2 separate regions of the Homo sapiens genome follow, and region 2 is linked to region 1. Evidence: read pairs that join two places in POLR2A ChIA-PET (ENCODE). Cell type or tissue: PC-9. All regions are shown on one strand.

Region 1 (2,500 bases):
CACTAGTAGATATTTAAACAATTTTAAACCATTTTTAAAAATTGTCACAAAGTTGTTGGGGGTAAAGAACATGTATTTTCCTTTTTCGTCAAGTTCTATTGAGGTGATAGCTGCACTCTGAAATTTGTTCACTGTGCTTTTTTTTTTCCCAAGTCGAGGAAGAAAACTACATTTACAGGTGTAAGTGGTAGAGGAGATAAAGTTAGTATTCAGCATCTCTGGTTGAATTCCGAAAATATTTGTTCAGTTGTGGGCGCTCAGTTTTAATTCCATGAATTTAAAGTAGTAAATTTCATGAGTACCAGATGTTTGATATGACTCAGATTTTTTGGGGAAAAAAAAACGGGATGCGGGATTGACTTTGAAATTGGGACCAAGAGGCTTTTCCTTCCTTTTTTTTTTCTGAGACGGAGTCTCTCTCTGTCGCCAGGCGGTAGTGCAGTGGTGCGATCTCGGCTAACTGCAGCCTCCGCTTCCCGGGTTCAAGTGATTCTCCTGCCTCAGCCTCCTGAGTAGCTGGGACTATAGGCACGCGCCACCACGCCCAGCTAATTTTTGTATTTTTAGTAGAGACGGGGCTTCACCATGTTGGCCAAGATGGTCTCGATTTCTTGACCTGGTGATCTGCCCACCTCGGCCTCCCAAAGTGCTGGGATTACAGGCGTGAGCCACTGCGCCTGGCCCCCTCCTTGTTCTTCCGAAAGAAACTAGCTCTTTAAATTTTATTTTCTTTTCTTTTAATTTTAATTTTTTTTTTTTTTTGAGACAGGGTCTCACTCTGTCGCCCAGGCTAGGATGTGGTGGGCGATCTCAACTAATTTCAACCTCTTCCCCAGGTTAAGCGATCCTCCCACCTCAGCATCCCTAGTAGCTGGGACCACAGGTGCGTGGCACCACCTGGCTAATTTCTTGTATTTTTTGTAGAGGTGGGGTTTCGTCATGTTGCTCAGGCTGGTGTCGAAGTGAGCTCAAGTGATCTGCCTGCCTCAGCCTCCAAAACTTCTGGGATTACAGGCCTGAGCCACTGCACTTGGCCCTAAATTGTAAAATTGACATCAAAGGGGAATGTGTGAGTCACCAAATGTTTCTCCTGCCCTCTGTAATGTTAGTGCAACTTCTATCAGTGTTTAACTCATTTGTTACTAAGAGGGAGTCTCTTGCTTTTTTCTCTTTTTGGGCTTCAGGTTGTGTGTTTAATGTGTTTTTTTTTTTTTTTTTCCAAACGGAGTTTCGCTCTCGTCGCCCAGGCTGGAGTGCAGTGGCGCCATCTTGGCTTACTTGCCTCCTGGGTTCCAGTGATTCTCCAGCCTCAGCCTCCTGAGTAGCTGGGATTACAGGCATGCGCCACCGTGCCCGGCTAATTTTTATATTTTTAGTAGAGAGGGGGTTTCTCCATGTTGGTCAGGCTGGTCTTGAACTCCCGACCTCAGGGGATTCGCCCGCCTCGGCCTCCCAAAGTGCTGGGATTACAGGCGTGAGCCCCCCAACCCTGCCTGGCTGTTTAATGTTTTTGATGAAATACATTGATAGAATTTTCTGTATTACTGCCTTTCAATGTAAGGATAACAACCAACTTTTAGGTTTTCTGTGTTTTTTTTTTTTCTTGGAATTATGTAACTTTTATCATGAAGCAGATTTATTTTCAACAAAATAGAGAAATTATTAACTACAAATATTTTTTTTAATTTTTATTTTTTTGTAGAGACAAGGTCTCACTATGTTGCCCAGGATGGTCTTGAAGTCCTGGTCTCAAGTGATCCTCCTGCCTCAGCCTCCCAAAGTGCTGGGATTACAGGTGTGAGCGACCAGGCTTGGCCTATTTTCTTATATCAGAAATGTTTAGTGAAAATTGGAGGTGAAATTTGAAACAACACTCAGGACCTTTGTTGAGGCTAGGCATTTTATAATATAGATTCCCTGGAGATGACGGGGGTTGGCTGGTGCTGGAACTTGAGCCCTATCTGGCCTTTTGTAAGTGATAGAGAATTGAGAATTGAAGGCGTGCTTCCCACTGTGGTGTGACCTTGTGAGCTGGAGTCATCTAAGAAATCCCAGTCGGTGGTTTGTCCATATACCATGATTTCTCTTTAGAAATATAAACAGTAGGCTGGGCATGGTGGCTCACACTTGTAATCCCAGCACCATGGGAGGCCGAGATGGCGGGGGGGCGGGGCGGGGGGGGGGAAATCACCTGAGGTCACGAGTTCAAGACCAGCCTGACCAACATGGAGAAACCCTATCTCTACTAAAAATGCAAAACTTAGCCAGGCATGGTGGCAGGTGCCTATAATCTTAGCTACTCAGGAGCTGAGGCAGGAGAATCGCTTGAACCAGGGAGGTGGAGGTTGCAGTGAGCCAAGACTGTGCCACTGCACTCTAGCCTGGGTGACAGAGCAAGACTCCGTCTCAAAAACACACACACACACACACACACACACACGCACGCACACAAAAAAGAGATCTGTCAAGATAAAAAGCTCAATAATAGGCTAGGTGCAGT
Region 2 (2,500 bases), 120 kb after region 1:
GCTGTCTGAAAAAATAATAATCATCATAAAGATATTTATTTATTTATTTAGACAGATTCTTGCTCCGTTGCCCAGGCTGGAGTGTAGTGGTGCAATCTCAGCTCACTGCAGCCCCTGCTTCCCAGGTTTAAGCAATCCTCCCACCTCAGCTCCTTGAGTAGCTTGGCCTGCAGGCACACACCACCACACCTGGCTAATTTTTGTATTTTTTGTAGAGCCAGGGTTTCACCAAGTTGCCCAGGCTGGCCTAGAACTCCTGGGCTCAAGCGATCTACCAACCTCAGCCTCTCCAGGAGCTGGGATTACAGGCATGAACCACCACTTCCGGCCAGGTATCAAATTTCTAATCAGAGCCCCTGAGTTGACTCAGTCGAGCCATTTAGCCCCGATAAAGCTGCAGACAGTGAATAATACTTGCTGTTCCAGCCCGTGTGTGTGTGGTCTTATTTTGGATAATCCCTGCTGGGTACAGTAACGCATGCCCGTGGTCCCAGCTACTCAGGAGGCTGAGATGGGTGGATCATTTGAGCCCAGGAGTTTGAGGCTGTAGTGAGCCATGATTGTGCAGTACTCTAGCCTGTGCGACAGAGTGAGACCCTGTCTCTGGAAAAAAAAAAAAAAAGAAGAAGAAAAAGACACAGTTTCCATTAGGCTTCTTGAAATAGGGAATGTTGTGTCATTGGTTTTGAAGACCTTTGGAATTCGGGCACTCAGGATGGAAACCACTGGCTTATATGAATATAACAAACGATTACTATTGTTACCCGTGCCATCCAAGTGGCTTTCCCTGTGTGCTTATTTGTTCCGGGCCTATTCAGGGTGAACCCATCCTCTGGGGTCTTGGAACCTTTGGAGGGCAGACAGTGGGTATTTACACTCTGACACATGAAAGATGGGTGAGTCCCAGGTGCCTACAGTGCCCAGGGAGATCCTTAGGGCAGGACTGAGGCAGGAGGGGCCACAGGAGGTGGTCTCTTGCCTCCAGACAGCCCGTGTGGCCAGGGATGATGCTTCCTGTGCACTCGAGGAGGGATCCAGCAGATATTCATGCATCGTTTTCACAAGACAGGTGCTGAGCTAGGCACCTGTGGTAGAGAGGTGAGCAAGGCATAGAAGGTGGCCCCGTAATTAATAAAATGACAGATAATGTCTCTGTAAGCTCTGATGAAAGAAGCAGGGCAAGTATCATGCCCCTTTGACAGATGAGAAAACTGACCAGAGAAACCAGCTGACTTTCTCAGTTGCAAAACAAGTTAATAGCACGGCACAGACTTAACGCCTGGTCCCCCAGCTCTGGCCACTGGCAGCGAGACAGCTTCCCTGACCCGAGGGCCGGACCTGCCTGGCCTCAGCCTGACTAGTGACCCTGCTGAGGTCCTCCCTTGCAATGTCTCCCCCAGGACCAGGCAGCTAAGGACAAGGCCCTGCAGAGCATGGCTGCCATGTCGTCTGCACAGATCATCTCCGCCACGGCCTTCCACAGTAGCATGGCCCTCGCCCGGGGCCCCGGCCGCCCAGCAGTCTCAGGGGTAAGTGGGCTGCCGAGAGCTGGAGGCCAGGCCAGCCCTCTCCTCCTCCCTCCTCCCTGTTCAGAAGAGCCAGAAGCATTGGCCAGCCCAGATTTCTCTCACCTGAGTCCTCTTGGCCAGGGCAGTCAGGGAAGGAGGGAACAAGGACCCAAGGGCCACACACATCCCGGCTTGGCTGGTATTGGGACGGCTTTCTTGGGGTCCTCGGCAATGACTCCACAGACTTCACAAGGGGGAAGGGGGAGCTTCCAGGAGCTGACCACCTGGTAGCTCTGCCATGTTGGCCTAATTTACAGATGAGGAAGCTGAAGCCAAGGGGGCTGAGCGGAAGCCTGAGACCAGCATGTACCTGGGCAGCTCGTGCCACGCAGCCTCATTCCTGCCCTCCTGCCAGGTGGAGAGCTGGTGCCCCAAAAACAAACCCCTGGTCAGATTTTAACTTTCCCAGCCATGACCATGTTGGCCACACTCTCAGAATGATCCAGAAAGGCCCCTTTTCAGAGCTGTCTCCTCACAGGGGCTTTCTTGGCTCCAGGGACTAAATGAGTCTTCAAGGCACCTGCAGCACCGCCCTAGGCACGTGGGGAAGGGGCAGTGCCAGGCCACAGCATTTTTCAAAGTGCGTCCCAGAGAGCACTAGTCCATCTGCATGTTAAACAGATAGGACACAGTGGTTCTGTGAGTAAGTTTGGGACCCTTGGCATTAAGTGGGTTCTTGGCACTGGGACTTTTCTGAGCCTTAGGTCTGCACTGTGACTCTGCAGGAGTTGCCCTGTGCTGTGTGGACCACACCTGGGTGCTTTTCCCATGGAGCCCCTCCTCCACAGGGCCTGAGAGCCCCCTGAAACTCACTCTGGGGGTGCTGCTGTGGCCTGTTAGCATTCACTAGCTAGGCGAGGCCTCGGGCTCCAGCCTCTCCTCCCAGTGGAGGCCCTGCCCGGTCCTACCCCCACCCCCACACCACAGGGCCC

The links. Peaks named below come from ENCODE experiments on the same cell type or tissue, not always from the same donor. Only the 100,000 strongest peaks of a DNase experiment are listed, where the experiment ranks them.
Region 2: POLR2A ChIA-PET joins it to region 1 with 6 read pairs; 5 of 35 experiments call an interaction of 5 or more read pairs at or near these places.

What each region holds. Positions count from the first base shown.
Region 1 is chr12:2,892,127-2,894,626 of GRCh38, forward strand. The region is part of intron 1 of TULP3 (TUB like protein 3); the gene reads left to right. Among named protein-coding and RNA genes, the nearest start is that of TULP3, 2.5 kb to the left of the region's middle. In PC-9, no CTCF peak of the experiment used is centred here; a DNase peak (open chromatin) is centred at 1,055; H3K4me3 peaks cover 454 bases; H3K27ac peaks cover 2,066 bases.
Region 2 is chr12:3,015,998-3,018,497 of GRCh38, forward strand. TEAD4 (TEA domain transcription factor 4) reads left to right here. Exons shown (of 13, transcript NM_003213.4): 6 at 1,401-1,529. Among named protein-coding and RNA genes, the nearest start is that of TEAD4, 58 kb to the left of the region's middle. In PC-9, no CTCF peak of the experiment used is centred here; no DNase peak of the experiment used is centred here.